Linked DNA regions of Homo sapiens: region 1 is linked to region 2. Evidence: chromatin loops called from intact Hi-C (ENCODE). Cell type or tissue: IMR-90. All regions are shown on one strand. Each heading gives the region's core, and the rest is flanking DNA. Links, peaks and the distances in the headings are about the cores only.

Region 1 (16,268 bases), core at 4,849-8,848, 70 kb before region 2:
CCGTAGATAACACCTAGTACCACGTCAGCAGCATGAGATAATGAATTATTATTTGTCAAATGAATGATAAGTACATAGACGCAAATACATAAGCATACAGTCCACACCAGCTGAAATACAGGGCCCAGTCTTATTCTTAGGAATCATTTCCCTATTCAACATGCTAATAATATTTGTTCCTTTTTTTTTTTTTGAAACGGAGTTTCGCTCTTGTCGCCCAGGCTGGAGTGCAATGGCACGATCTCGGCTCACTGCAACCTCCGCCTCCCGGGTTCAAGCGATTCTCCTGTCTCAGCCTCCTGAGTAGCTGAGATTACAGGCTTGCGCCACCATGCCCAGCTAATTTTTTTGTATTACTAGTAGAGATGGGTTTCACCATGTTGGCCAGGCTAGTCTGAAACTCCTGACCTCAGGTGATCCATCCGCCTCGGCCTCCCAAAGTGCTGGCATTATAGGCATGGGCCACTGCGCCCGCCCATTTGTTCCTTTTTAAATAAGCGTTGATTAATCTTGGAAACAAGGTTTATATAGACAGCAGAAACTTATCTTGCAATGGTTATATCTCACATTCGTTGAGCACCTTTTACTCAGATCCCTTGAAATGGTCCAATTTTTGATTCTCAGAGCACTAGTGGGCTGTTAAGCCCCAAGGTAACTGTGATATTTTCCCATATCTCCCAAACCACCCAGTGTGGCAAGTGTAATTTTGTTCATTTTAGGAGATGAAGAATTGAGAGACATCCAAGCCACAAAACAGGAAGGGACAGAATTGAGATCCTAGGCCAGGTTAAGCCCAATGCCCGTGGTCTTTATATCAAGGGCTAACAGCCTTAGTGAAGATGGGGGTGTCTGCCTGCCCCTTCTGCAATGTCAGTACCGTGAAGGCTCATTGAACCTCAGTTTTCATCATGTAGAAATTTGACCCCTTCAGTGCTGCAAGGGCCTCCCAACAGGTCCCAAGTCCATGCTTATTCCCACCCAGGCTGCCCCCCACCTTCAGCCAGAGTGATTGCAAGTCTGGTCAGGTCACTCCCTTGTTGAAAACCCTTTAAGACTGCCCATTACATTCAGAATAAAGGCCCAAATCCCCACATGCCAAAAGCTCCTACCTGACCAGCCCTGTCCACCCCTTTGGGCTCCCCTGCTTCTGCCCAAGCCCTCTGCTCCCCAGACATGGGAATCACTTTCTCCTTCCTGTCACAGGGCCTTTGCATATGTTGTTCCATCTCCCAGAGGGTTCTTTCCCACCACAACACCTTCCGCCTTTCTCTTGTCTTAGCTTAAATGTCCCTTCCTCAGAGAGGCCCTTCATGATGACCTTCTGCAGTGCATTCCAGAGCACCCAGCACCCATCTTTCATTTCACTCATCACTGTTAGATCAGGATAATGGTTTACATAATTGTTTGTTTCATGTCTGTTTCACACATTGCCCAGAGGAGGAGGTATGAATTAAATAATACCTGTGAGGGCAGGAACTCTGTCCATCCCACTTATGTCTATGTTTATTACCAGTGTCTGCTTCAGCACCGGACATGTAGGAGATGCTCAATAGATGCTTATTCCATCCATGAGGCAATTCATCACCAAATCAGGACGCTGCTAATCTAGTTTTAGGCCCAAGATCTTGTAATCTCCAAGCATGTTTACCATCTGATATCTGATTGGTTCTGAGTTTTATCAGAACCAATGTGTGAGAAGCTGGTGGAGCTGAAGTGTAACATGCATTACAGGAAACCACTTACCACTCTGGGATCCCCTCTCCCCACTATGTTTTAATAAGCTTAATAATAGCGACAGCTAACATTTATTAAGTGCTATGTTCTCACCAGTACCTTAAGAGACTTTCATACAACCTAAGTCCACATGGCATGATCTTTTTAACTTAAGCCAGATCCTGTCCAAGCTCTGTTCATCTCCAGAGGCTCCATCTCACTTACAGTAAAAGCCCAAGTTCCAGGCATGGCCTGTAAGGCTCAAAGGGTTTGCTCCTCTCTGACCTCATCCTCAGCACACTCTGCCCATTTCACCGGGCTCCAGCCACACCAGCAGCCTCCCTGAAGCTCCTAGAATACACCTGACAGCTTCCCCACAGGGCCTGTGTGCCTTCTGTACCCTGGGCACGAAATGCTCCTGCCCCAGATCGATGCAGTTCTGGCTCTATCATATGCTTTAAATGTCATCTTCTCCACGGGCCTTCTCTGACAGCCATCCTGTACTCCCTCAGCCCCTTTCTTGCTACGTTTTTCTCCATCACATACCACCATCTAATATACCACTGCTATTACCTGTCTGCTCATTCATTGTCTGCCTGCCCCCTCTGCAATGTCAGTGCCACAAAGGCAAGGATTGTTGCCTATTTAGTTCACTGCTGTGTCCCTAACTGCCTGGTGCATACAAGGAGCTCAACAAATGCACATTCCATGAGTAGATGTTCTCATTTCGTCCTGACATTAATCCTGAGAGATACACACATCACCCAAATACCTTCCTTGCCACCTTTTCTGCCAAGTCTACTACTGCTCCTGTACTTTGCTCACTGGTGGCAGAAAAGACAACCAGGAAACTCAGACCTCGAGACATTCTGGGTTCACACCCTCACCCCTACAAAGCCTGTCTGAAACAGGTGCCCTGTTTCAATTTCCCACTTCTCTAGTCTAGCCAGAAGTGAGTTTCCTTATGCATCAGTCATTCATTTGTACGTTGTTTTCCCGACATTTGCCAGAGACGGCGGCCCCAGGTGAATGAGGTAGGCCCCACCCTTGGGGAGCTCAGAACTGAAAAGCTACCTCCATCTCTCAATGGCCTCTTCAGATTCTTCCTGCTGCACCATTTTCCTGCTCATTTATTTTTCTAATTTCAAACATAGATTTTGTTACCTTTCAAAATATGAGGCATTTAAGAAAAGCAGCATTTTAAAATAGTGCTCATGGCTAGAACTGAGAGAGATTCTTTCACATCTCCCTGTCCCTACCTCCAGGGGCGAAAGAGGTGCAGCTTGTTCTCAAATAGAAAAATTCAGCATTTTTCCAAAGCAGGCAAGAGTTATGTTTCTGCACGTAGGACAGGTTCTGAGCCCTGGGATAGTGGTGAACTTCATCATTTTCATTTCAGATGCCATTTCTCTGGATTCTTTCCCCAGCCATGACTGCTCGGCATTGCTATTAAATCTTCTAAGCATTTTGCCCAATAAACACCCAAAACATGCTTTTCACCCTTGCACCCACTTCCTGTCCTGCATCTACCTCTCCATCCCTTCCACTAGCTTCACATCTCTGTTGTTTTCAAAGTTGTCCCTTGTATTCTGGGCAACCCATTTCTTGTTTCATCAAACCATTCTGTTCTCAAGTCCCTTCCTCTCTTTAAATCCCTCTTCAACCATCAGCAAAATCTGCTGCTGCTGCTTCCTCACAAGGAGGGCCCCTCCACCTCGACACCCTGCCCTGAGAATCTGAAGGGGAAGGAGTAATAGTAGAACTGAAATTAAATGTCAGTTTCAGCTAACCTGAGCAAGGCACACTTTCACCAGAGGGGATCACAAAAGCAAGGGATGAGGACTGCTTGTCCTCTGCACTTATAGACTAGACTGTCAGGGTCAGCACCTGCTTCTGAATAGACAGGGTACGGACTTGCTTACCCACTCAGATTAGAGGAACTATCAGGGCACCATACACTCATTAGTTCATTAATGCAGTCCTTCACGCATGCAGCAAATAGTGATTGCAAGGTTTATTTCTTTGACTGCTGGAGGTTTTATAGTCTTTCAGAATGCCGTATTACATTGCAAATATTCTTGAGGGGTCTTATGTCTTTTTGAATGAAATTTAATTTGATACAATTCAGTTCGTCCATTTGAACTTCCATAGCATTTTGTGACATGGAAAAGAACACTGGACTAGGGTGAAAGAGAACTAGAGAAAAATCCAGCCTATTCTACTTACTGGCTGATTAACACCAGGAAAGTCACCTGACTTCTTCAAGCCTCAGTCTCCCTCGTCCATTAAATGGATGTGATACCAGCTACCCTACCTATATCATGGGAGTTCTGTATCCCATGTACAATCAGCAATCAGCAAGATGCCTGATATACAGTGGCCTTTCCAAAAACATAGAGGAAACTGAAGAGATTCCAATTAAAATCAATCCGTGGTAACAAAGGGCCTTTTTGTTGAGTCAAGCATTACAGAAATGAAAGCTTCATCTCTACTTAACAAAATTTTGTGCATCCTTCAAGGCCTAAGTGAAATGCAGTTTTATTCATGAAGTGGTCCCTCCCTCCAACCCCAAGACAGAAAAGAGCCAAGGAGATTGAGTGGCATCTGGGACATAAGGCCACACCTAGGAAGTGCAGCTCCCTGGAGCAAAGCTCTTGAGAGTTGCCAGGAGAAGGGATTCACTGCAGAAAATGGAGTTTGTAAACCTAGGGCCTGCCAGAGAGGAAAGACAAACCAAGGACCCAGACTGAAAAAGAAAAGGAGGGCTCTCAGCCATGGAGAGCAGACATGGAGCAGAGAGGAGATTTGAGAAACAAAGTTAGGTGGTGTTATGGAGCAAGTAGAGTGGTGTCCAGGGGCAAATAGACACTGAGTGCTTGGAATATTCTCCTGCAGCTGAATCACGCTGGACAGAAACCATCCCACCCTTTCTCAAATCCCATAGCACTTTGTACTTCTCAGGGCACTGCCCAAACTGCCTGTCTTTACGAGTCTTTGAGGATGTGCGTATCTTCCCTCCCCTACCAGAATATAAATTCTTTGAAGGCAAGAGCCAGGTCTCACACCCTTTGTACACCCTTCCCAGCCCACACCTAATGCCTAGACCAGTGTCCTGCATATGATCAGTATAATAAATATTTGTGGTGGATTAATAAAATCATTACACTCTTTGGTTTCATATATGACCAAATAAAACACGACCCAAAATACTACTGAACCTTAAAAACTAGTTGTGCACAGGTACCCTGGAACTTAAAGTACGATAATTAAAAAAAAAAACTAGTCTACTCCTGTAGCTTTATCAGCTGGGTTTTGAACTTTCTCTCTATCCTTGAACACTTTACAGCATACTTAATTTTGTTATATAACAAAATCACTGCTCACTTAACTATGTGTTTCATACCAAAGAGTGTAAGCATGAGTACCATTTATTGGACATAATAGCAAAATAGCTACCTGTTGGCCAAATGCATTTGCCACCCCTTCAGAGTGTAAGCTATTGCTAAAAGGTGGCTGCTACACTAAGACTACATTTCCCAGCTCTTCTTGCACTCGGGGGAGGCCACGAAACTAGTACTCATCAATGGAATGTCAGTGAAACTAGATAAGTCTCATCTCTAGGCCAGGAATTTTAAGAAACAGTTAAAGCTTCTACACTCTCTCCTTCCTCTTTGCCACCTGGAAGCAGAGACTTTGAGGTTTCAGGGGATGCAGAAGTCACAAGATGAAAGCCACAATCCCTGAGTGACCACAGGGAGAAAAGCCCTCTGCTTTCTGTATTTAGATGGACAAAGGGAAATTGCAAGATGGAAGCCTGTATCCCTGAGTCACCACATGAAGGAAAGCTCCAGCTTTCTCCATTTGGTCTATCACATAGGCAAGAAAAAAACTTTAATTATGTTAGCCACTGGAATTTGGCATTTAATTGTTAGAAAAGCTAGTGTCACCTTAACTAACACAACTACCTATTGTATGGCAGGTGATTCACACAAATTACTTTCATAGAACACTTGAAACAGTCTTGCATGGTAGGTATGATCACTATCCTTTTTATTTTGCAAATAAGTAAACCAAGACACAGAGAGGTTAAGTTACAAAGGTTAAGTTAAGAAAGGTTGTCACAGCTAGTAGGTGCTGGAGCTAGAATTTCACTGAGATTTGTCTGGCCTCAAATGCTGTGTTTTCTCCCACGACATCATACTACCTCTCATTTATCAGTGATCTTAGACTCTGCCTTTGACATCATTTTTAAATTAGGGGTTTCTGGCCTGATTCTGACCTACACTTTTTAGAAGCAGTTGACATATATGTCTCTGCTTTCCTTCACTGAACTCCGACCATCACCTGGAAAAATTATGTCTTCCAAGCCCTGGAGTGTTCCCAAAGACTTTAATTTCTTCCTCACCTGTTTTGACACAATTCTTTTACTATCAGAATTGAATTCTTTCTCTAAGCAAATATTTAAGCTTTATACTGCTTGACTTCCATTTTTTCACCAGTTGGGAAGGGTAAGAAGACAATTCATTCTGGGTTTAGAGTGGGGGACAAGAAAGAGAGTGGGGGAAAAGGGAAATTGTATGGGTTCATCAAATCCTACCTGGTCCTTGCTTGTTTCAGAAAACCCTCTCAGACATCTTGTTGATAAAATTTATGCCACCCACGATTATGTCTGTGTTAGTTCTGTTTCTCTCTCACTTTCCTACTGAGGGATAAAAAAGTTCAAATGACTTATCCAGAGTCATACAGTATCAGTGGACAGAACTGGAAAGCAAATTATATTGACATGAAAAGAAATAGAAAGTAAGTCAATACATAAACTCATCTGCAAAAAGGAGCTTGTAGAAATTGGGTACTTTTTTTGGATTCTTTACATATAAAATGCCAGTTATCCAATGTAGAAAGAAAAAAGAGTAGGCAGCCCCAATGTGTAAGTAATTGAAACCAGCTCCTTTAGCTACTGGGTGAGTAATCTTTCTAAAATGTATATACGTGTTGACTTCTTAAACCATATTAACTATTCTTAGTGACTCAAGATAAAAACCAATTGTTGAATTAGATTGTTAGAGGATGATGCCTTCAGAGGATAATGAAGAAAACAAGGCTTCTTATACTAAATATTCTCGAAGTATTACTGGTTCAGTGCACTCCAGGAGAGCAGAGATTTTGTCTTTAGCTAAAGCACCTGGACCTGCCTGGCACATAGTAGTTGTGCAATAAACATTTGTTTAATGATTGAATAAATGGATGAGTGTTTTGCTTTCTAATCATTTCATCTCCTCCCTTTATATCAGGTTCTTTGTTGTCATCATTCCCTATGCCCTTAACTTGCTATTTCTAATCTGTTGTGGGTCGAGAAACTTAAAATAAATTACATAGATAAGAGAAATTGTAATATAGCTCAGTAGAACTTCTAGAACTTTCTGCATGATGGAAATGTTCTATGTACCCTGTGTACTTACCACTTTTGAACATTTGAAGTACAGCTAGTTTAGCTAAGAAACTGAGCTTTAAATTTTATCTAATTTTAATTAATTTAAATTAAATAAAATAACTTTATGTGACCATTGGGTACTGTACTAGACAGCACAGGTTTTGAACTAAGTGCTAAATAAAAGAAGGACTTGTCTGAGGGCCAGGGGATGGAGATTTTGAAAACTGTGCAGTCTTTTTTTTTTTTTAACTTCCACCCTGTTATGAACGAGTAATGAAGCAGGTCACAGGGCTCTGCAGGATGCATAGGAGTGGAGTTGGGCAGGTTGATTTGGCTCAAGTTGCACAGTTTTGCCTCAGTGATAATATTTAGAAGGGCTGAAAGTGACAAGTGGAAAAAGCTCTGTCAGGGATGTTCAGAGGCCAGGTGAAGCCAGAGGAAAAAGCTGGTCTATTCAGGGAGACATCCAGCATGACCTGACACCTTCTATCCCTGATCACTCAAGGCGGACAGCACTGCAGTTACGTGGAGTTGTGTTTGTGTTTGTTTGTGTGCATTTTTTTTTTTGAGATGGAGTTTCACTTTTGTTGCCCAGGCTGGAATGCAATGGCACAATCTCAGCTCACTGCAACCTCTGCCTCCCAGGTTCAAATGATTCTCCTGCCTCAGCCTCCCAAGTAGCTGGGATTACAGGCATGCGCCACCATGCCTGGCTAATTTTGTATTTTTAGTAGAGATAGGGTTTCTCCGTGTTGGTCAGGCTGGTCTTGAACTCCCGACCTCAGGTGATCTGCCTGCCTCGGCCTCCCAAAGTGCAGGGATTACAGGCGTGAGCCACCTCAACCGGCCCATTTGTGTGCATTTTAAATCCCCAGACTTTCTCACGATATTTTTTAACACAGGGCTTCAAGCAATCAGTATGGTTTAAAAGCTCTTCTGTCTCTATCCTAAAGAGAAAGAATCACCCTACCTTAGTCAGGAGGTCTATTATCTGACTACTAAGGAGCATTTCTGGAGCTTCTATGTCCTGCAGGGATGATTTGGAGGCTTTCTGAGTAGAATGGAGGCAGCTGTGCTCACTGGAGGGAGTCCACCCTTTGCATCTTTGTCCTAGGTTCCCCTGGAGCTAGAACAATCTCAGCCATCTAGACCTCAAGGAACTCACACTGAATTCAATGTCTATTGTCTGCAGAAATGGCATCTGCCGATCTCTATGCAGGGAAAGAGTCTCAGTGGCTGAATATTGTCACATACATATCTTTTTTGCTGGTCTAGAGGACATTGCTTATATGCGACCTGCAGGCGCACACCACTGATCTCACCCACTTACTTCCTAATAAAAGAAACAAATTTGGTCTTAACCACACACACTGTAGCACCAGGTCCTGTTTCATGATCAAATCCATGCAATTCTTCTGTTTTCAAAATATATATCTATATCTATGCATAGATATAGATGCATATGTGTATGTAATATAAAAGCAATAATTGATCATTAAAGAAAATGTAAAGATGAACAAAGGCATTCAAATACCCTTATCCAAAGACAACCTCAGTTAACACTTTGTTGTATTTCTTACCTGCCAGTCCTCTATGCATAGATGAGGGATTTTCCCTTCTTAACCTTGTTGCAAGCGTTTTATATTCTGCATCTTTCTTTTTGTTATATCATGAGCATTTTCCTTGTAATCATACAGACTTAGCAGATATCTTTTGTAAAGCCTGCAAAGTATTCTGTTAAGTGGAGTTAACATACATACTTAATCATTCCCCTCTTGGAAAAGCATTTATTTTCTAACACTGCCCTTTTATAAATTATGATAGCAAATAATTTTGTGTTCAAAGGCTTGTCTCCACACATACCAGCTTTGGAATATTCTCCTTGAGATAGAAGCGTAGAAGTAGAATATCTGAGTCCAGAGTCATGAGCATGTATTAAAATTAAAGTCACATATTTCCAAGAGTCAAGGTTCAGGGTAAACGAGCAAAGCCAAGTTCACAAGCTGATAATCATTTGACCTCAGTATTCTAGCTCAGAATTTCCCAAACATAAGACCTGCTGCAACAGGAGTGCCCGGGCATTTATTTACAACCCAGATTCCCAATGAAATAGGAGAGTTCCCTGACCCCCTCCTGGGACTTTTGACAGGAGTGTGGCTCATTTGCTTGGCTGCAACACCTCAAACCCTTTACAGGAGGGAGAGCATGCAGACGGGCAGGTGCAGGAGCCGGGGTAAGCGCTTTTGGGCTCCGGCCTCATGGTAGCATCTAGGGAGGTGTTACAAAAATGCTCTTTCAGTACTTACCAGCCACGGATGGCTAAGTGGTAAACCAGCTCAGTGTATAGTCAGGGTGCCGTCCTTTTATACCCTGCCCTCTTGGTACCTGGGTCCTTGTTTGGTGGCCAGAAAGAATCAGGTCACATGGACTTGAAGGATGGTGAATATGGGGATTTTTATTGAGTGAAGGGGGTGGCTCTCAGTGGGATGGAGTGGGAAAATGATCTTCCCATGGGGTTTGGCTGTCCTGCGGCCAATCTCCTCTCTGACCATCCCCAGCCAAGCTCCTCTTGATGTTCAGACACTCCTTCTCTTCTCTCCTTCTCTGCTACACCAATCTGCTGCTCTGCTGCTCATGGAGTCTGGGGTCTGGGGTTTATATGGGTACAGGATAGGAAGGCAGGCATGGCAGGCCAAAAGGCCACATTTGGGTATGAAAACAGGAATGCCTGTTCCCATTTAGGGCTGCAGATTTCCAGGCTTCAGCATGGGGCCTTTGCCAGAGACCTGCCCTCTTCTGCCCAGTATTTCCCTGCCTTCTGTCTATATTAGCAGGACCCACCTCAGACTTACTGATTCGGAATATGCTGGGTTGAGCATGAATGGAATGCTAACAGTCTCTAGGTGAGTGTTTAATAATCACTGCTTCTGGACAAAGGAACCTCCAGGCAGAAACACATTTTGAGGAACAACTTTACAAGCCCTTCTGTTTATCTGCGATTAAAACTGCAGATAACAGGCCTAATCCTAACCCTGCCACATGGCAGGGAAAAAAACTCATAATAGCAACCAGTATACTTCTTAGTTCCTTATTGTACTCATTTAATCATCACATATAAAAATATGAAAATTCACATCCCACTGATCAAAAATGCTTCGCCTTATATGACCTTTGGAAGTTAGCCATTTCCCATGTAGATGTTCACTCTTTTTCTCAGTATTTCCCTCACTAAGACTGTCTACAATTTCCTCTGCTAAGACTCTAGGGTCTTATTTCCTCTTTATTGGAGGATAGAGAGTCTCATCTGTTTTAATTATAAATCTCAAAGACTTCACTAGAATTTTAGTAATATAACAATGCCACCAAATCTAAAGTATTTGGAACCGTTGATGAGATCCTCTAAAAAAGAAAAGCAAACCTGACTTAAACCCAGGATGGGCAAAACACTCAAAACTCACCCTCTCCCTGAAACCCACTGTGTTTCCATGGTGTTCCTTTGATCAGGGAACAACGAATTCACACAAACCAAAATTGAGAAACAAAGAAAGAGAAATCATGTCAAAAGCAGAGACCAATTTTGAAGCATTCAGGAGGACATGAGGCCAAGATGGGTGTGATCCTAAAGGCTACCACCCAATAAGGCTTAAGGGGAACAACTTGCCTCCCACATCTTAGCCCTGGGTCAAAAGTCTCTTTCTCAAAGGAAGCACTACAAAGCGGTGAAAAGGTGTCCTTTGTGAGAAGTTCTAATTTGTCTTTTGTGAGAAGTTCTAGTGCTACTATAAATCACTGTGGACCATAAAGAGGGCCTCAGTGGAGGTGTCCCTGAGCTGCTTGAACTTGATGAGTCCTGAAAAAAAGAAACTTCCACCAACGAAGGTCAAGGGAGGACTACGATCCATTTTTAATCACTTGAAGTGGTTAAAGGGCAATAGCTCTGGTGGCACAAAATCACCCAACAAAAATGAACCTGGCACCTGTGCTGTCCTGGTAGCTGAGAAATTTTTAAGGAAGCATTCCTCAAAAGCAGGATGCATTGAGACCCAGAGGCTGAGGTTCAAGGTTAAAGGGTCCAGGTTGGGAAAGAATGACATTTAACTATCTAGTTTCCTTTTTTTGTGTTTGTTTTTTGTTTGTTTGTTTTTTGACAGTGTCTCACACTGTCTCCCAGGCTGGAGTGCAGTGGCGCCATCTCAGCCCACTGCAAGCTCTGCTTCCCGGGTTCAAGTGATTCTCCAGCCTCAGTCTCCAGAGTAGCTGAGAGTACAGGTGCATGCCACCAAGCCTGGCTAATTTTTGTATTTTTAGTAAAGACAGGGTTTCACCATGTTGGCCAGGCTGGTCTCAAATGCCTGGCCTCAAGTGATCCACCCACCTCGGCCTCCCAAAGAGCTGGGATTACAGGCATGAGCCACCACACCCAGCCTAGCTTCCTTTTAATATTGGCCTAACAGTCAGCCAAATCCAGATGAGTCTGGTATAAAAATGAGAAGATAGCCAGGGCTGCTGGTGACCTGGTGAGGTCATGGATGTAACTTCAAATTAAGAAAGTCACTCAGGTTTTAAAATCGCCCTACCCACCTCTCCAATCATCCTCAGGCTGTCCTGGTACAGTACACCAGCTCCAGCATCCAATTCATAATTGCTCCCAGATGATAACAGAGGCAAGGGAAGAGAAGCCAGGAGCAGGCTATCATGATATAGCTCATTTTCCAACTTCATATTATTAAGACGTCCCTTCTCTTTAGAATATAAAAGACCCAGAGAATCCCAGGCCTGACCTCCAAAGATTCCTAGGGTGGAGCCCAGGAATCTGTGAGGTTAGCAAGACCCCATCCCTACCAAGGGATTCTGATATTGGTGGTTTAAGGACTTACCGTGACCAAAACCCTCTCCCAGAACCCCATGTCTGGCTCCACTCATGGACCCCAAACAGAACACATGTAGTCAGGGTTGAGCAACCCGGAGATAAGCTCTGTGCTCCTGGGGTGAAAAGGCCATGGTTTTGTGGTCGTTCTTTTGGAATGCATTGCAGAAGGAGGACTAAGCATTTGTTCTTCATGCACGCAAGCTGATGACTCAATTCTGACAGCAGGCTTCTTGTAAGACGGCCTCCGCCAGGCTCCATAAGCAAAAGATTTAGTCAAGTGTGTTAATTCAGGTAGGGCTGTAATTAACTGACTATGGCTTCATCTCACCCTCAGAGTGTCCTTTTTAGATTGTATTATTGTTCCCAAATATTAATTCTCCTCTCTCCACTCCACCAGAGCTGCTGCCAACACAGCTTTCAAGCAATATAAGCAAGAGATAAATGTTTATTCTTTTAAACCATTGAGTTATTGAGGCTGTTTGTTATTGTAGCAAAAACTGGCTAACATAACCCTGTTTTGACAGGTACAGGAGTAAAGGACATTCTTTCACCTAACATACTTATTTTAAAGACCTACTGTGTGTCAGGGATTATTCAAGAATAAATGTTCAAACCTTACAAATACAGAATTTGACCACACCTTCCAACTCAGCTTTAGTCTCTTCTTCAATGGAAACAAATCATGTTACTCTTCTACTTAGAATTCTTCAAGCATTCTCCAGCTAACTCAAATTAAAGCTTAAGTCCTCTATAATGGCCTGCAGGACCCTACACACAGTCTGGCTCTCATATCCCCCATGACCCCATTTTCTACTACTCCCTATGTCCACTTTTCCAGCTGCCCTGGCCTACTTGCTGTTCCTTGAATACACTGAGCATGCTCCTACCTTAGGGCTGTTGCACCTGCTGTTCTTTCTTCTTTGGCCACTGTTCCCCACAATATGACAGGGCTCACTTCCTCACCTCCTTTAATGTCACCTATCAAATGTCACCTTCTCACTGAAGCATTCCTTGACCACCCAATTTGAATTGTAACTCTCCCCATGCCCTCCCTATACCTCTCCCCACCACATCTCTCTCCACTACACTCATCACCATCAAAATGGTGTGTATCAGCAGTTCTCAGAGTATGCTGTACAAGCCCTGAAGGTTTCTGAGACACATCAAAAGAATTTTCGTAATAACATGAAGCCATTACTTGTCCTTTTTCCCTTGCAGTATATGTCCTTTCTCTCTTACACTTGCAGTATGTCTTTTAATACTCTGAAAAATATACATAAAGGTCTTTTGCCACCTACCAAACTATGACAGTTGTCTCAAGGAAAAGTACTTGTATTATTGTTTGAGTTGCAAGCTGAACTGGCTGTTTTCTTTTTTTTTTTTTTTTAATGGATTTTTCTTTTGATCTTCACAGAAACCCTTTTTAGGGATTAATTGTTTTTATTCCCATTTTATGGTTGAAGAAACTAGAGCATAGAGAGTTTAAGCAAAATGCTTGCCTAATAAGCACCAGAGCTAGGATGAAAATGCAGGTTTATTCATTAGTTACATCATTAAGTTACCTTTAAAATTCTGGCTGGGTGTAGTGGCTCACGCCTGTAATCCCAACACTTTGGGAAGCTGAGGTGGGCGGATCACCTGAGGTCAGAAGTTCGAGACCACTCTGATGGTAGTTTCTTTTGCTGTGCAGAAGCTCTTTAGTTTAATTAGATCCCATTTGTCAATTTTGGCTTTTGTTGCCATTGCTTTTGGTGTTTTAGACATGAAGTCCTTGCCCGTGCCTATGTCCTGAATGCTATTGCCTAGGTTTTCTTCTAGGGTTTTTATGGTTTTAGGTCTAACATGTAAGTCTTTAATCCATCTTGAATTAATTTTTGTATAAGGTGTAAGGAGGGGATCCAGTTTCAGCTTTCTACGTATGGCTAGCCAGTTTTCCCAGCACCATTTATTAAATAGGGACTCCTTTCCCATTACTTGTTTGTTCAGGTTTGTCAAAGATCAGATGGTTGTAGATATACGGCATTATTTCTGAGGGCTCTGTTCTGTTCCATTGATCTGTATCTCTGTTTTGGTACCAGTACCATGATGTTTTGGTTACTGTAGCCTTGTAGTATAGTTTGAAGTCAGGTAGCGTGATGCCTCCAGCTTTGTTCTTTTGGCTTAGGATTGACTTGGCGATGCGGGCTCTTTTTTGGTGCCATATGAACTTTAAAGTAGTTTTTTCCAATTCTGTGAAGAAAGTCATTGGTAGTTTGATGGGGATGGCATAGAATCTATAAATTACCTTGGGCAGTATGGCCATTTTCACAATATTGATTCTTCCTACCCATGAGCATGGAATGTTCTTCCATTTGTTTGTATCCTCTTTTATTTCCTTGAGCAGTGGTTTGTAGTTCTCCTTGAAGAGGTCCTTCACATCCCTTGTAAGTTGGATTCCTAGGTATTTTATTCTCTTTGAAGCAATTGTGAATGGAGTTCACTCATGATTTGGCTCTCTGTTTGTCTGTTATTGGTGTATAAGAATGCTTGTGATTTTTGTACATTGATTTTGTATCCTGAGACTTTGCTGAAGTTGCTTTTCAGCTTAAGGAGATTTTGGGCTGAGACAATGGGGTTTTCTAGATATACAATCATGTCATCTGCAAACAGGGACAATTTGACTTCCTCTTTTCCTAATTGAATACCCTTTATTTCCTTCTCCTGTCTAATTGCCCTGGCCAGAACTTCCAACACTATGTTGAATAGGAGTGGTGAGAGAGGGCATCCCTGTCTTGTGCCAGTTTTCAAAGGGAATGCTTCCAGTTTTTGCCCATTCAGAATGATATTGGCTGTGGGTTTGTCATAGATAGGTCTTACTATTTTGAGATACGTCCCATCAATACCTAATTTATTGAGAGTTTTTAGCATGAAGGGCTGTTGAATTTTGTCAAAGGCCTTTTCTGCATCTATTGAGATAAACACAGGCAACCTACAAAATGGGGGAAAATTTTTGCAACCTACTCATCTCACAAAGGGCTAATATCCAGAATCTACAATGAACTCAAACAAATGTAAAAGAAAAAACAAACAACCCCATCAAAAACTGGGTGAAGGATATGAACAGACACTTCTCAAAAGAAGACATTTATGCAGCCAAAAAACACATGAAAAAATGCTCATCATCACTAGCCAGCAGAGAAATGCAAATAAAAACCACAATGAGATACCATCTCACACCAGTTAGAATGGCGATCATTAAAAAGTCAGGAAACAACAGATGCTTGAGAGGATGTGGAGAAATAGGAACACTTTTACACTGTTGGTGGGACTGTGAACTAGTTCAAGCATTGTGGAAGTCAGTGTGGCGATTCCTCAGGGATCTAGAACTGGAAATACCATTTGACCCAGCCATCCCATTACTGGGTATATACCCAAAGGATTATAAATCATGCTGCTATAAACACACATGCACACGTATGTTTATTGCGGCACTATTCACAACAGCAAAGACTTGGAACCAACCCAAATGTCCAACAACGATAGGCTGGATTAAGAAAATGTGGCACATATACACCATGGAATACTATGCAGCCATAAAAAATGAAGAGTTCACGTCCTTTATAGGGACATGGATGAAACTGGGAACCATCATTCTCAACAAACTATCGCAAGGACAAAAAAACAAACACCGCATGTTCTCACTCATAGGTGATTGAACAATGAGAACACATGGACACAGGAAGGGGAACATCACACTCCGGGGACTGTTGTGGGGTGGGGGGAGGGGGGAGGGATAGCATTAGGAGATATACCTAATGCTAAATGACGAGTTAATGGTTGCAGCACACCAACATGGCACATGTATACGTATGTAACAAACCTGCACATTGTGCACATGTACCCTAAAAGTTAAAGTATAATAATAATAAAATAAAATTTAAAAAAGTTCGGGACCAGCCTGGCCAACATGGCGAAACCCTATCTCTACTAAAAAATACAAAAAAAAAAAAAAATTAGCTGGGTGTGGTGATGGGCACCTGTAACCCCAGCTACTCAAAGGCTGAGGTACAGAGAATTGCTTGAACCCGGGAGGTGGAGCTTGCAGTGAGCAGAGATGGTGCCACTGCACTCCAGCCTGGGTGACAGAGTGAGACTCTGTCTCAAAAGTAAATAAATAAATAAATAAAATTCTTTCCATGTATAACACGCCATGACTATACCACATTGTAGAAGGTCTATGGTGATCACAGACCTCTTGTGGTTAACGGTGTTTGA
Region 2 (16,268 bases), core at 4,498-8,497:
TAATAAACACTGTAAAAAGTTCAAACTCCAGAAAGTATTTTTTAAAATGAAAGCTAACCTAAAGCCCACTAACCTGCTAATCATCACCAACATTTTGATAACCATCCTTTCATCTATCTCCTTATATATGTGAGCATAGATACATTTTCTATATAAATGGGATATCACACATATTGTCTTTTAATACAGTGCACACATTTTTCTCTTCCATGATCTTTTTTTCTCATATCCCACCTTCCCCTCTTCAATGCTCCTGCTCCAGGTAACCAGTGTTACCTGAGGTGCTTCCTTCCACACTTAGCTCCTTTCTACTCTCTCTGCATGCAGCAGAGCCCAGTGAAAGCCCTGCTCCCATTGAAGGCATTGATTTTAGACAATGGACCCTGGTAGAGACAAGGATGGAGATCCACACATGTAATTAAGGAGTCAGAAGACCTCTAACCCATAGACACTGATGTGCTGCTATAATTATAAAGATTGTTGGTTGGTTGCTGGGCCATAACTGAGTTGCACTCAAAATATACTTGTGGGACAAACAGAGTCTCCTCCTCCTCCTCCTCCTCCTTCTCCCCAAACTAAGTTGGATAATAAGGTGACAGGGGTCTGTGTTGATTTTAACACACCCCATTGCCCCATTGTCTGTGTGTGGCAGTGATTTGGACAGGATGGTACCAAACCAGGTTGTTTTCAGCCTTCTTGATGGCCTCTCCTCAACACTACTGAACAGAACTCTTCACTGCTCCCACAGAGCAACTGTTTCCTTCCTGACTTTCTCTCATCAAATTATTTAGATCTTGATCTTCCTGACCTTCACCTGAGTAGGTTTGCCGCGTTCTGCATTGAACTTTTCATGCCTGTCCGTGCATGCCAGTTGTTCACCATCTTGAATGACATCTTCAAGACACCAAATATGATAAATGCCCACTTTGTAATATGCTGCACTCTAGAGCATGTGATGAAAATGGATGTTATGTTAATCAAATCTATCTTTTGAAAATTCCAAAGTACACTAAAAATGAATTAGATGGTAATTTTTTGTTTCTACAACAATTCCTAGCATAAGAAAGAAATAGCCTATTAATATTTGGGGCTACAAAAACACGTGATTTGTACTCAACATTTCAGGAACATATTTATTGTATTAAAGTGAAAGGGGGCACATCTGGGTCCCTGTTTGCATGTGTATTTGTGCATCCAGGAGCCTGGGCCTCTGGTCTCTGGCCTTTTAAAATCTGTACCAGGTTGCCTGCCACATACCTCTCCCTGCCTGTCACTCACCACAAGCAGCCCCTCACAGGCCAGAGCTCTGCTGTGCAAACAGGTGCCTCAGAGTTCACCCAAAAGATTTTTTAAAAAAACAAAAGACAAAAACTTTCCACTCAGAGCAGGCAAGCTTTACTTTTTTTAAAGTAAGTGTTACTTAACAGAAGGCCTCGTAAAGCTCATAAAACACTGGAACATCTGGTAAACGGTGTCAACTTTACACGTTCTCCAGCACAGGGTACATGACTCTTGTTTCCACTGGCGTAACTCAGGGATGCAGAGCCCCGTGCTGGTGCGTCTCTGGGCTCCCTGCCAGTCCTGATTTTCATAGGATGGTCTCAAGCCAACAGGTCTGTCTCTACTTTCAACCAGCCCAGCAACAGACAACCAACAACCTCAGAGCCCAGATACAAGAGGCAGCAAGGGAGGTGAGAAGAGTGAAACAACCTGAGGACCCAAGGACATGACCCTGCTGTGACGGGCACACACTGCATGCTGGGAGCTGGGGGGAGCAGACTAGGATGTCACATATGATTGGCAGCCTGCCTCTTTTGGGTGCCTTCAGAATAACATGAGAATCTGTGGTTTAAATGTTCATTCATGTATCCTAGATGTTAAACGCACTGCTTTTTGCCCAGGTGGGGTGCCAGGGGTTGGGGAGGGTTACTCAAAAACACTTAAAATCAACATTTCCAAAGTCCTCTGGAAATGAGGTCATGGTTCCATCAGCAGACACGATTTTCTATACCTGTTTTTATATCCTGGCAAGTAAGGATCCCAAAGGCTCCACTGTGAGACTCTGACTTCACCATGAGAAGAAAGCTTCTTTCTTCCCAGCTGGTCTCCTTCCTACCATGTGACTTTGAATCCCAGGGATAGCCACAGGAAAACATCAGAGAGACACTATCAACATTTCGAGACTCTAAGCAAATACCTCAGCGAGCAAACCATCATGTCCCCTTAGGAATCTACTGCATTTAGGGCTCAGGATCATCCCACTCTCCCAAACACAGCAGAGACCTGGTGATACAAGCACCCAAGGGTGAGATGAGGACCTCTAGCTGGAGGGGGACTGACTACGTGTTTCTGGTCAAGTCCCTCAACTGAGCTCCAATGCTTTCATCTGAAAAATTGCTCTGTCTCTCTCCCAGGATTGATGTAAGAATCAGTCGACTTAATACACACAAGTGTGGCTTATAAGGCATTCCACAAATATTACTTATCATTATACACATATAATCACTGACTAGTTTGTCTTTTCTGTAGTCTTCATTAAAAAAAACAAACTCAGTTCTGGCTAATAAAATGTAGCAGAAAGTCTGCTGAAAGGTTTCTGGGAAAAAAATGTTGCTGCTGATGAAATACAATTATGTTAGAGAAAAGAGTTCTCTAGTATACCTCCTTCCCTGTGCTTCCAGTCTTTGAAAGTGGAGCTGCTGCAGCTATTCTGTAACCATGAGGCAACAAGCGTATGGGTGGAAAATCATTATGTTGAGGATGGCAGGGAAGAGGCAAGAAATGGCCTGGAGGCTTGATATCGCTGAACCAATGCCAGCAAATGTCTGCTTTTGGACTTCTTGTTATGTGAAAGAAACAAACCCTACTTAGGCAAGCCACTGTTGATTGGGTTTTCTGTTATTTGCAGCTGAATGCATTGTAAAGGACTTAATTCTTCCTTTATCTGTTCTCACAGGACCTTGTATTTTCCTCTAAAGAACTTATCACAGTCATAATTATTTAAGTATTAGTGTGATTATCTGCTTAATGTCTCTATCAACTAGATTTTAAGTTCTGTGAGGGTAGAAACCACATCTGTCTGGCTCACCATTGAATCCCTAGCTCCTATCTCAGTGTCCAGCATATAGTAGATGCTCAGTAAATACTGGTTGAATGAATGAATGACTGAATAAATGAATAGCACTTATTCTAAATAGACACTAGTCAGTTCACTTCCTATTCTCAGTAGGACTAGTGTGGCAATCTCTCAAATTAGCGTGGAAGTTTTGGCACCATGGAGGGACCTCCCTCTACCATTTCTCTCCAACACTGACTTGAATCAGCTTTTCCATGCCAGTCAAGACACTTTCCCTTATGGAGAATAATGCCCAACACAGACCCCTTAGAAGGACCTCAGTAAATCCCGGCAGAACAGATTTTGCCACCCCCAAGAATCGTTTTCCATAAGATAAGTGCATCCTGCTTTCTAAAAAGACAATTTGAGTTTCTCCCTCTAAACATTAAGCCCTGACCCCAGCTTCAACAGCAGGAAAATACCTCAGTAAGCAATATCCCCCATAGCGTTACCTGATTTTGCTTCAAGAAGAAGGAAGAAAAGTTTCTTAGTGAAAACCCTTCTTTCCTCTACTGCCGCTCCCTGGGCTGTGTGTTGCCACTTCTAGTCTCAGCTGGAACTAGCAACCCAAAAGCAGTCCCAGAAAAGAGAAGGAAAAAGAATTAAATCACACCACCCACGAGGGATCAGGAGTTTACAAAACACTTTCCCCGTGGTTGGCTGCAAACGCAGTGCAGAGGGTGGTCTCTTACCCTCCATTGCCTGTCCCTTGTCCTCCCTGTGCCAGAGGGGTATATATTACCTTTTTCCTTCTGCTAAATGCCAACACACAAACTCCTGGAAACGATCCATCAGCAATTCGGAGAAAGGATCTCCCACGTAAAGCAGGAGGATCCTGAGTTTCAACTTCCTGTCTCCATTCACACTGTACCTTCCAAAAGGAGGGAGACTGGCCCCCTGGAAGCCATAAAGCATAATGGTCAAGAACCAAGATTCCAGACCTGGGAACTCTGCCACTTCCTCATTATATAATCCTGGGCATTTTATCCAATCTCTATAAAAACTCATTCTCTGTTTTGGTAAAATGGGGAAATAAATGAGATAATCCATGTAAAGTGTAAGCTTGCCACATAGCAAGCCTCCAAAAACTTCACATATTTTTATCCAGGTTCAACTCAAATCACACTTACCTATGAAACCATACTCTGGGAGGTTGTTAAATGTCTTCCAAGGCATTTTCTACTGATTGGCCGGTTCCCACCAGCCTTCTGTGTCCTGCCTATGTCTTCTCTGAGTCCATCCACCTTTCCTAGTCTCATTCCCTCTAAAAGAGCTGCTCCAACTTGAGAGATGCCTCCCAAAAGATTGTGGAGCCCATCATGGGGATATCTCAGTTACTGCCTTAGTTGCCCGAATCTTGCTCTCCTGTTCTTAGCCAGCCAAGTTACCTCCCCTCGGTCTGTTTTCATCATCTAAAAATCAAGAATAACCATTTCTACTTTGCAGGATTGTTATAAGGTTTAAAAATTAAGTATTTGTAAAACGCCAGGCACATACTGGGCCCTCAAATCAGGCTTAATGTTCTTATTCATATTATTATTATTCAAGATCCAAGTTAGCATATGCCTAAGTTAAACAGAAAAAGAAGAGAGAAAAAGCAAGAGCAAAAACATTTTTTTCTTTTCTTCAAGCTGAGATGCAAGTTGGCAATCAGCTGGGGTCTGGAAAGGGAGCTGGCCAGCCACCCAGCACGCTGCTGCTTCCCAGGAAGATCCTGCTTTAAAGCTGAAGCCCCACTGGGCAGGGTCCAGCGACGCTTGGTACATGACTGGCACCACCACACAAATACAGAAGACTGTCTGGTTGCAAATGCATTTACAGATTTGGATTAAAAATAAAGTCCCCGGATGGACCCACCAAGCTTATATTTTAGAAGGATTTCTTTCTCTCTCTCTCTGGAAATGTTCTGGACTCCTGAAAATAGAGGTTTATTATGGAAATGCTGACAGACCCTTAAATAGAGCACTGTATTTGCAACACTGTAATTATGCCTCCATTGAAAAGCTCCAAAGAAAACATGATTTCCTTGTGCAAATAAATCATGCATGGCTTTAAAGGCCCAGATTTGGATCATTTGAACCATAAGGAACCATCGTCTTCCATATGTGAATGAATTATAAATAATAATGGCTTTAAAAAAGGCCCATCCCAGGGAAATATGGACCCACTACTATGGCATTTGTAAAACTGGACCCACATCTCACTATTGTCTTATTGCATGAGTAGGCACCAGATTAGCCTTATTATAGCATTGATTTGATTGGCCTAGAAATTGTCCCTGAATAAACAAGACATTCATATCTTCTTCCATTTATGTCCCTCACAGAACTTTCTCCCACACTCTCTTTCTTTCTCTCTTCCACTCTAACATATTTGCTCTGTGTGCCATTCCTCAGCAAGACGATCTGAGGTTAGACCCTGCAAATAACCACATCAACGTGATGCAGTAGCTCAGATGTGTCCAGGGGCTGCAGATCTGTTTGCACCCACAATGGAAGGTGCCACATGCACTTCTCTATGCTCTTGACACATCTCGTGAAGGGTGTGGGGCCACCAATACTTTAGAACTGTATCTTGACAGGCACTGTATGTTTGACATACAACATGTGTCTGCAGCCTCGGCAAAATGTGCTCCAGATTTCATAGCTACTGCCCCGAGCACTGGTTAAGGAGCCATTATGTGAATCTGCAGCAGCTCCAAGCAGTAATCAGAGAAGCAGACCATGGTCTTGGAGGACAAGCTTTATTCTCCCATCCAGATTGTGGTTTGCTTATTTTCAAACAGTTATTGATACTTCCAAATTACAGTCACTAAATGACAGGTTTCATTTAGATGATCATCAAAAACGAAACTAGCAGAGTTGAGGCTACAATTCTTTTTTTCTTAATAGCAAAAGAAAATCTGCATTATAACTATATAGAGCTACATGTGGTTATAAATACTTGATTATACCTACAAAAAATAAGTGTTACATGACATTTGTTTTTTTCAACAACAAAACTGTAGCTGGATTTTTTTCATACATATAATTTTCATATTTGGGGATAAGTAAACTCCTAAGAGGCTTTTTGAATTACAAATGAGAGATTAAATTAGGTTCCTTCTGATTTTCTTATCAAGTCTACTTTATTACATTCTAATTAGTTGAAATTGGGTAACAGAGAGTTGCCTGAATCTGAATGTAACACATATAAACCCAGAGGCCCTGTGGCCCAGGCTTGGTGAAGTGCTATGTTAAAAGCAATTCAACAGAAAAGATAGATAAATGTAATTGAAAGCTATTTAAATCCTTTCTTGTTCTTTTTAGAAAACACCAAATCAGGGGAGGACATATATTTCATATAATAAAATAGTTTTAAAACTCTTGTTATGGACTGAATTGCGTCCTCCTAAAATCCATTTGTTGAAGCCCTAATCCCCAATGTGACTGTATTTAGAAATAGGACCTTTAAAGAGGTAATCAAGGTTAAATGAGGTCATTAGAGTCATTAGAGAGGCAGTCCTAATCCAATATGACTGTAGTCCTTGTAAGACGTGACATCAAGTTACCATGTACAAAGAGTAAAGGCCATGTTGGGAGATAGCCATCTGCAAGCCAAGGAGAGAGGCTTCAGGAGAAACCAATCCTCCCAACATCTTGATCTTGGACTTCCAGCCTCCGGAAGTGTGAGAAAGTAAGTTTCTGCTGTTTAAGCTACCTGCTCTGCAGCATTTTGTTATGACAATCCCAGCAGACTAATCCAACCCTCTTTAGATATCTTTCATGGTTATTCTCTTACACTTATCAGTGGCTCCCCCTAAAAATCTATTTACTCCTTCCCTCTCTATGGCTCTCACACTCTCCTGAAAGCCCACTTCATGCCTGCTTTCATTTTTCTCTCCCTGCTCCCCTCTTTGGCTCAGCTCTTTATTACGTGTGTCGACTGGGCCTCTCTAGTAATTTGAGATATTTTTCTTCCTCTTTTCTTCTTTTCATCTTATCTTAACCAATGTAAGAGATATTGAAAAATTAAAGGCCTTGCTTCAAAGGGGAGGTGGGGAGACAGGCTATAAGTATGTATTACAACCTGTTGTCCTTATTACACACTTCAAAATTATAATACAGAAGCAAATGGGACAAGAAAGAAATGGATGAAGGTTCAGAAAGACAGAGATACAAAGCCAGGTGCAGTGGCTTACACCTGTAATCCCAGCACTTTGAGAGGCTGAGGCAGGGGGGTCACTTGAGGCCAGGAGCTTGAGACCAGCCTGGCCAACATGGTGAAACCCCGTCTCTACTAAAAAATAGAAAAATTAGCCAAGTGTGGTGGTGCATGCTTGTAATCAGCTACTTGGTAGACTGAGGCAGGAGAATCACTTGAACTCAGGAGGTGGAGATTGCAGTGAGCCAAGATGGTGCCACTGCACTCCAGCCTGGGCAACAGAGTGAGACTCCATCTCAAAAAAAAGGACAGAGATACAAACAGCAGCACTGCCGACATGATGCCAGAAGTGCAGTAGGAAAGGCCAATTCTCTAGTTATTTAAAAAAAAAAAATGAGAATCTAAATGTTTGACCACAGTCATGCATTGCTTAACAGGATAAGTTCTGAGAAATGTGTCCTTAGGCAATTTTGTCATCGTGTGAACATCGTAGAATATACTTACACAACCTACATGGGCAAGCCTACTATATACCTAAGCTATATGGTATGACCTATGTTCCCAGGCTACAGACCTGGGCAGCATGTTATGGTACTGAATACTGTAGGCAATTACAACACAATGGTAAGCACTTGTGCATCTAAACAAATCTAAGCATAGAAAAGGCACAGTAAAAATACAGTATAATAGAGAAAAAAATAGTACACCTGTATAGAGCAGCTCTATTATAATCTTAGGGAACCACAATTGTATATGTGGTCCACCGCTGATGGTAATTTATAACAATGCATGTCTGTAATATGTTTGCCACCCTGAAAAGTTGGCTAAAAGCTTTGACATCCTGTCCACCTGGTCAGAAATGAATGTGAAGGTAAACAAGAAATGGTGTGTTCAATTCTCAGCAGGCTCTCCTCTAGGGGAAAGCAGACAGCTAAGTAAACCTCATTTGGCCTAAGAGAAGAGAAAGGAGGGAGAAAGGGAAACCGGAAATCCTCCACAGAACAAGTACAATTTTATGAGCATCAGTAGAAGAACTGATTTTTGTTTTGGAATGGGCTTGTTTATAGTTGACAAGCAAAATATTTAGAAATGTAACGGGAGGAAAAGGTCACCACCAACTCCAACAAATTCTACTATTAGTCAGCAAAATGCCACCAGTCTGGATTCAGGCATCTGTGTACAATTATAACAGCATTCACAATGCACTCTTCACCTTCAAAGCCCTTTCCCCAGCATTAACGAATGAATTCTCACAACGGCCTTGTCAGGGAGGTGGGATTATATCTGTGTGGGAGAGAGAGAGGCTGGGGTGGCCCAAAGAGGTTCTCTTTTCCCTAAGCCTGAGAGAGATACATCCTGGAGATGCAAATTCTTGGCAGCCTCTGGTCAGCTAGGGCCCTCGCAGGTCTCCAAGGGCTGTAGATCTCCTGGCTTCCCCTGAGTGCAGGAGCCATCCAGAGAGGAGGTCACCAGCTTTACTGCTGCCAACCACCAAGAAGTGAAAGACATACCTCCCTCTCTCAGGGGTGATGAAAGCTCATTTCTGTATCCAAACAGGCATCTCTCCTCCAACCATTAGTTTTCCGAGCTCTCTTGCCACATATGCTGGCTTTGTCCTGGGTTGACTTAGCTAAACTGTAACTAGAATTCTCAGAATTCTCTTCCTTGTACAGTTCTAAGTTAGGGTTGGCTACAAGAGACTTTAGAGTGGGATCTGGGAGGTGAAAGTGAATTAGCCTCCATTATGCTGGGAAGGAGGTATGGGGCTCCAGGCATCTTTTTAGCTTAAATTGCTGCTACAGGTACACTGCCCATCTGCTGGAAGACAGCAGAGCTGGTCCTGTGGCTCTTTCAGATCCTACAAGATTTCTTCCTTCAGCTCCTCTGGGTCCTGAACCAGGCATGTGCCCAGTTCTATGGAGAAGGACACCTGCTTCTGCAAACCAACTGCTTTGTCAAGGTGGTGAGTGCTATGGTCTGAATGTTGGTGTCTCCTGACAAATTCATAGGTTGAAAGTTAATCTTCGATGTGATGGTGGGAAGAGGAGAGGCCTGTGGGGAAGTGCTTATGTCCTCACAAATATAATTAGTGCCCTTATTAAAAAGATTAAAGGGAGCACATGAGGACACAACTAGAAGGCACTACCCATGAAGCAGAACACAAGCCCTCACCAGACACCAAACCTACTGGTGTCTTGATCTGGAGTGTCCCAGCCTCCAGAACTGAAAGAAATACATTTCTGTTGTTTATAAATTACCCAACATAAGATGTTTTGTTAGAGCAGCTTGAATGGACTAAAGCAACGAGTGACACATGTGAATTCCAGTTTGTCTTCAAGGCTTCATGCTGGCGCATTCCAGTTTATCCTTGGCCATTCCCACTTCATATCCAACCTTTTCTTTCCAACTGATGATCCTATGGACTTGCAATGGCCGCAGGCCCATCACCAGACGAGGCAACAGCCTTCTATCGACTTCCTCACCAGCTTCCAAAACTGTGTAAAACATAATCCCTACAGAAAAGCCCTCATTCACCTTGTCCCTCATAGTGGTTCAGCTTTCTTGATCAAATTCTAACTGACACAGGGCATTTGACTACTTATGTGATCACAGGATCTCCAAACAGAATGGGTCCCCAACCAGGAGTCTACCCCGTGGAAGCCTACAAGGCATGTAAAATGGCATCCGTGGTTTCAGTGAGCCTCTCAGTTTCCCCCATTTCTCTCCTATAGATCTGCTTGGCCTCATTTCCTGTGAACTAGGACTTAGCAGACCCATGAATCTGAATTCTAACCCAACAGCACATGTCCAGTCCTCTCTTATCCCTCCTGCTCACCTCCATCCCACTGGTGAGGGCAAATGAAGAAGCAAAGACTGGACAAACAAAGTTCACCCAGCCTGTCCCCTTACTGGTCAAGTGTTTATTTAATGAGGAGCTGCCTAAAAGGTGTTCCATTCATGTAAGTTTCAGTCTTAAGTGTGAGGCTAGTTTGGGGATTTAGTGGCTTCAGTAAGAAATCTGAATATTTTCCAAGGCCAAATATGGAAGAAAGAGGAGAATAGTTCAGTATAACCTTCCCAAGGGGCCACCATTTATCCAAGCAGAGTGCACCCATGTTCCCTCAACTTCACACCGTACAGGAGAGTCAGCAGGAGTGTTGGGGATGGATGAGTGGATGCTGTGCTGGACATCTGCAAACAAGCTCTAAGATCCAGACTCTGCCATTTCCCGGCTCTTCTCTATATTCAAAGAAGGATGACCTCTATAAACTACCAAGGTTCCCCACTGCTTCCTGCTTGGTTTGGCAAATGACAAATATGGGCAGATATTTGAGAATGGGCAGAAAAGAGAAGCCAGGTTTTCACACCCCTCCCCTACTAGGGGCTGAGACTTCTCTATCAAGACACTACCAGTTGGATTCCCCCCAGAACCAGCTTTCAGCAGGTAGCTCAGGCTCTTGGCTCAGGTAATACCTTTGTTCCTCCAGCCCTAGGGAAAATAGGAGTTTTCAGCAATTGCTAATCTTGGGGTTGCCTTGCCTTACCCTGGTTGCTCTTTCAACTCTTCTAAAAACCTTTGTAACTAATTTCCCATATTAAATTTCCTCTATTAAATTATTCTGCATGGGTTTTGTTTTTTCTGGAGAGACACTGGCTGATACATATGCTTTCAACTCTAGGAATTAGAATTTGCCAAAACTGATGCCCTTCCAAGATTTTTAAGTTCCCTAGGCTAGCATCATTTTTTTCCATTGCTTGTAGACAACAATACACAAAGTGTTGCTGAAGAGGAAAATTGAATGGTAATTCTGCACCCAGTCTTTGTGTGGAGGGTGGGGGTAGAAGACAAGGAAAATTGACTCAGGTTTTCCCCCTAACTCAGTAAAAGTAGGTAGATACTAGAGGGGTTTCTCATGTCATAGTAATGGGTTTCTACTCATCCTTTCCACACTGTCTTACCCAAATTTCACTTCTTTCATATATTCACCAGCATATATTAAGCATCTGCTAAGCCTGGGGATATGAAATGGACAAAATACTATTGACATCAAGGAACTTCTAGTCTAGTGGACAAGTGTGATCATGTGCATGTCCTTTCTAGGATCAGCCCTTGCCATTAGAACCTGTAGTACTGACGTAGAATTATCCATTCCAATCAAAACAGCCAGATAATTCCTCACAGACCAGAATCTTTCCAGCAGCTTCAATAGAGGTATTCACAAACAAAAGCACATCCCTTCAAAGTCATCCTCACAGCAATCCTCATCACTAGGGTCCCTCATATAAGAAGGCAACAACATGCACTCCCACAAAGGAGACCATATTCTCCCTCTTCAAGTTCAGATCCCAGTCTCTTCCAGATTTGGACATTCTGGTCATTCATATCATTGCCATGTGTGATCTGACCACATATTAGTCCAATCTACTAAATCTTCAAGGGTTGTCTTGGCCTACATGTTCAGAAGATCTCTTTATCTTCCCTTTTCCTACTCCAAGCAAGACACTGACCCTGCTACTCTTCAAGGGTTCTTCAGATCATGCTTCCACCTCTTCCTTCTTAATCAGTTTTGTATCTTTCCTCAGCACTTGGTAGGTTCTGGCAAGTAGAAGGCATTCAGTGTTCATTGAATGAATGAATGTATAGATGCAAGGATGGTGAATTTGGAGGAAGAAGCAATCAATGATGTGTTAACTAAGGGTTGTCTACAAAGCACTGGTTTGAAATCTTGCTTTAAGTGCAGTACCATGCTCATCCGTGATCATCATTGGAGTCATACGCCAAAAATAAGACTTTCAAGGAATAATACTGAAGCCTCATCCCCAGGCACAGACCAGCACCCGTGTGTACAGAGGAAGGCTGGCTGCTATACCTGGACCTGCAAGAGTAGTTTTGTCCCAAGATTCAGCCAGTATTAGAAAATTAAGATTTCTAAGGAAATGTTTAAGCCATCCATTTGCCAGAGTCCCCCCACGAAGTTGGCTCAGTATGGATCCAATATTTTAAAATCCTCCACTGGCATTTCCAGTTGCAGAAAATGTGGATCATAACAAATTGCAGCAGACAGCTTCTTCATTTTCCTTTGCGGGAGCGGCCTGCAAACCCAACACCCACAGGCAAAGTCCTATGCAGTGTCAGTTAGAGACCACAGGAGAGTGTCTGTTAGTGGCTGTAAGACTTTCCCTCTTCCCAGACCTCAAACCTTAGAATCTGGCTCATTAAAGATAGACAGTAGGCTCCCCTGAGCCCCAGACCTCTCCCTAGCCTACTAGAAATAACCAAGAAGCCAGAGGTGACTCAGCTCCTACTTAGACCCAGACTGACTTTTCTACCAGCCAGTGCTGTTGTTTCAAGGTCCAGTCTTGACAGGAGCCACCCACACCCCAACCTATGAGTAGCTCTTCCCCAGGAAAAAAAACAAAACAAAACATGAACCAATAGAAACCCTGAAGATTAGGTAGCAGATTTGCAATGACTTGGGCGCCATGTAGAATTAACACAGAATGCCTCATGCCATAAGATGAAGTCACAGCACCCAAAGATGAGCCAAAGGATGGCCTCCATGTCTCCCTACATTGCTGAGGCGAGTGGCAAAGGCCTGCCCACTCTCTGCCTTCTGGGCAGGAAGTCTTACATGGCTCTTGCATTCCATCCAAAAGACAAAAGACGGGGTGGATTTCTCTGAACCCTCGCCAGGTCACACTGAGGTGGGTGTTGGGTCTTTTGAAACTGTCAGAATGAGTATGCTTCTGATTATGGGGTTCCCAAGACTCTGAGCCAGCTTTTTTTTTGTAAGCACATACATTTTCTTTCTGGACCACAGCCACGTTGCTCTGGCTAAGTTAATCCCCACAAGTAGTCACAGTGCTTCCCAGGGCATCCAGGGAGTTGCTTGTTTTAGGGAAATCCTGTTAGTTTGAACTCTGTTCAAGAATGTGCCCAGTGTGCTTCAGCCCAGGAGCAAAGTGGATTTGGCCTGGAGAGTTAAAAGCACTTGGGTCCTTGGGGGTAGGGGACAGAAATGATCTGTGAGCCTGTAAGCCTGGAGGAAGAGTATGCAGATCCAAGGGTCAGCTAACTCAGCCCTGCAATGTTCTGACCTACAAACTTGAAGATTAACTGGCTACTGGAAGATTCTCTGCATGCCCCGATTAGCGAAGGGTCAGTTTACGTTGATGTGATGAGGGCAATTGTGAAGCAGGATTGTCCTGGTCACTCCACCTCTTGTTTTAGGGCCTTCCTCTTCCAGTAGGTTCTCTGGGCTCTTGTCTGTCTAAAAGACCCACGACTTCTCAACACAGTGCCTTTGCTGGTAAGGAAATATGCTGCTCTTTCCAGATGATTACCTCTAATTTTCTCTACTCATCAAAGCTTGCCTGTCCTGTGTGTCTACACTGATAATAGGAGATGATTACTCCCTGTTACTGTGTTTTCCAGGATAATCCTTAAAAATAACTGGAGCAGGCCACTTTCTATATGCTGGGAATTTAAAAGAGCCTCTTACATCCCAAAAACTCTCCACCTCTGACTCAAGGCCACTTCGAGGTTTACCATCAAGAGTGACTCATTTGGCTTAAAGTTTTTGTTGTATGTCAAAAAGCAAATCGAAGAGGCAGTATAATCTAGAGCACAGAACATGAGACTGAGAATCAGGGGCCTCAGTCCTCCTACTGGTTCTGTCGTAGCTAGCTGTGTGATCTCAGGCAGTCACTTCAGCTCTCTGGTCCCTAATGTGCCAGGCTTCCCCAAAGGTCAGAGCAATGGCAATTTACTGAATCAATCCAGTGACACAGCCCCAAAGACTGCCTGTAGAGGGTACTTCTAAATAGTCGGTGATCAGATATGTTCCTGCCATAGACTAGCCTGCTCACGAGTTGTGACCTTATGATCACTCATATGTGTGCACTCATCAGATTCCCTCCTGAGATTGGGTTTTATTTTGTTGGCAGAAGAAGAGAGAAAAAAAGAAAAAGGGAGGGAGGGAAACAGAGACAAAATGAGCCAGAACATAAAAGGTGCCATCCAGAAAAGGGAAAGAAAGTAGAAAGGGAAGGCAAAGGCAGTGGCGCTGAGGAGAAAATGGGCCTTCTTGTAAAACATACTTCCCTTTCTTACAAACCCAGCTAAGATATACACAGCACCCGTGGCCCAGTAGCTAATCAAGCTAACGGAGAATGTTTCAAATTTAAATCCAGACTCTACCTCTCATTCTAGGAAAGTTATCTAGCCTTTCTAGGCCTTGATTTCCTACTCTATAAAAGGAAGTGAATATTAGAACCTACCTCAGTGGGTTACTTGGAGGACTAAAAGGAATAAAGCATGTTAAGCTCTGCCCTAATAGTGCAGAACTTTTCCCCACTAAAGACTCACTCTATGTAGGCTATTTTTATTATTAGGGAGGAACACAGATTACCTGAACTCTGGAGGTGTCTACAGGAGGAAGTATTCTTCAAATAGGAAGACAAGAATGATGCAGGTTGCCAGGCTTCTGAAGTCACAGCATGTAAAATGGGAAAATTAGCTCTGCTGAATGAGCTACACTAAGGAAATGCCTAAGGCCTCCTTATAAACCCAGGTAATCCATAGACACCAAGCTATTAGTGCTCAGAGTGCATCCCCGGCCAAACGCCTGGTCAAACATCATAGTTGGTTGGTGCAAAAGTAATTGCGGTTTTTGCCATTAAAAGTAATGTCGAAAACCACAATTACTTTTGCACCATCCTAATAGCATGGGACTGAACCTACATGTGTGATATGTTCCCTATGATGCATTTTAAAATTTGATGGTTCATCACCAATGGTAATTTTTTGTTAAGAATGGATAGGCTGGGCATGGTGGCTCACACCAGTAATCCCAGCACTTTGGGAGGCTGAGGTGGGTGCATCACTTGAGGTCAGGAGTTCCAGACCAGCCTGACCAACATGGTGAAACCCCTTCTCTACTAAAAATACAAAAATTAGCCAGGTGAGGTGTTGGGCACCTTTAATCCCAGCTACTGGGGAGGCTGAGGCAGGAGAATCGCTTGAACCTGGGAGATGGAGGTTGCAGTGAGCCAGATGGTGCCACTGCACTCCAGCCTGAGCGACACAGCAAGACTCCATCTCAAAAAAAAAAAAAAAAAAAAGAACAGATAGATCAAAGATCAAAGTTAAAGTATCATCTAGAATAAGGTCAGCTGAAGCCTGAGGATACAGCTATGCTCAGAGGGAATGAGTGAGGATGGAGGATGGGTTGAGTGGGTGGGTTTTCTTCTTAAGCCATAACTTGAGATTCTTATCACAATGATAATGATGGGGGCTCTCAGCTAGGGCAACTTACTAAACTACTAGGGCTTAAAGAAGTTTGTGTGAAAGAAAAATGATCTAACAAAACATGTTTTTTGAATTATTCCATAGAGTTCTTTTCTGAAGAATTAATTTTAAAAAATCCGAAGTCCTTACAATGGCTTAAATGTTCTATATGATCTAACCCCTTCTGTGACCTCATCTCCTGACACTCTTCCCCTGCTCCTCCTCAATCACTGCCAAGCTCACACTCTCTTTAACTTGCCTTATCCTGTTTCCAGAAAATTCTCCCCAGATATCCACATGGCTTGCCCTTTCACTTCATTTAGGTCTCTGTCCAAATGTCACCTCATCTGAGAACCCTTCTTAACCATACTATTCACAAGAAAACCCTAACAATCTTTTCCTTTTACCGTGTTTTATTTTCTTCATAGCACATAGTACCATCTGAAACTCTAATAATAGCACTTGCATACTAATAATGGCACTTTGGTACCACCTTACATCCTGATGCACTTAGTACCACATAGCACTTAGTACCACCTTACATGCTAATAATAGCAGTTAGTACCACCTTATATGTGTTGACACATCTAGTACCACATAGCATTTAGTACCATGTGCTGATTGGGGACATTTTAAATTTTCTTATGTTCATCTTAGTATCCATATACTAAGTGCCTGGTACATGGTAGAGACCCAAAAACTATTTCTTGAATTAATGAA

The links. A loop is a pair of places that touch in the nucleus more often than their neighbours do. Peaks named below come from ENCODE experiments on the same cell type or tissue, not always from the same donor. Only the 100,000 strongest peaks of a DNase experiment are listed, where the experiment ranks them.
Region 1: it touches region 2 in a loop (2.2-fold over the local background); 1 of 110 quality-filtered maps calls a loop at or near these places.

The regions. Positions count from the first base shown.
Region 1 is chr6:45,693,703-45,709,970 of GRCh38, reverse strand. No RefSeq gene overlaps it. Among named protein-coding and RNA genes, the nearest start is that of RUNX2-AS1, 130 kb to the right of the region's middle. RefSeq lists a silencer at 3,408-3,457 and an enhancer at 7,959-8,466. In IMR-90, for the core only: no CTCF peak of the experiment used is centred there; a DNase peak (open chromatin) is centred at 6,710.
Region 2 is chr6:45,623,083-45,639,350 of GRCh38, reverse strand. No RefSeq gene overlaps it. Among named protein-coding and RNA genes, the nearest start is that of RUNX2-AS1, 54 kb to the right of the region's middle. In IMR-90, for the core only: no CTCF peak of the experiment used is centred there; no DNase peak of the experiment used is centred there; H3K27ac peaks cover 31 bases.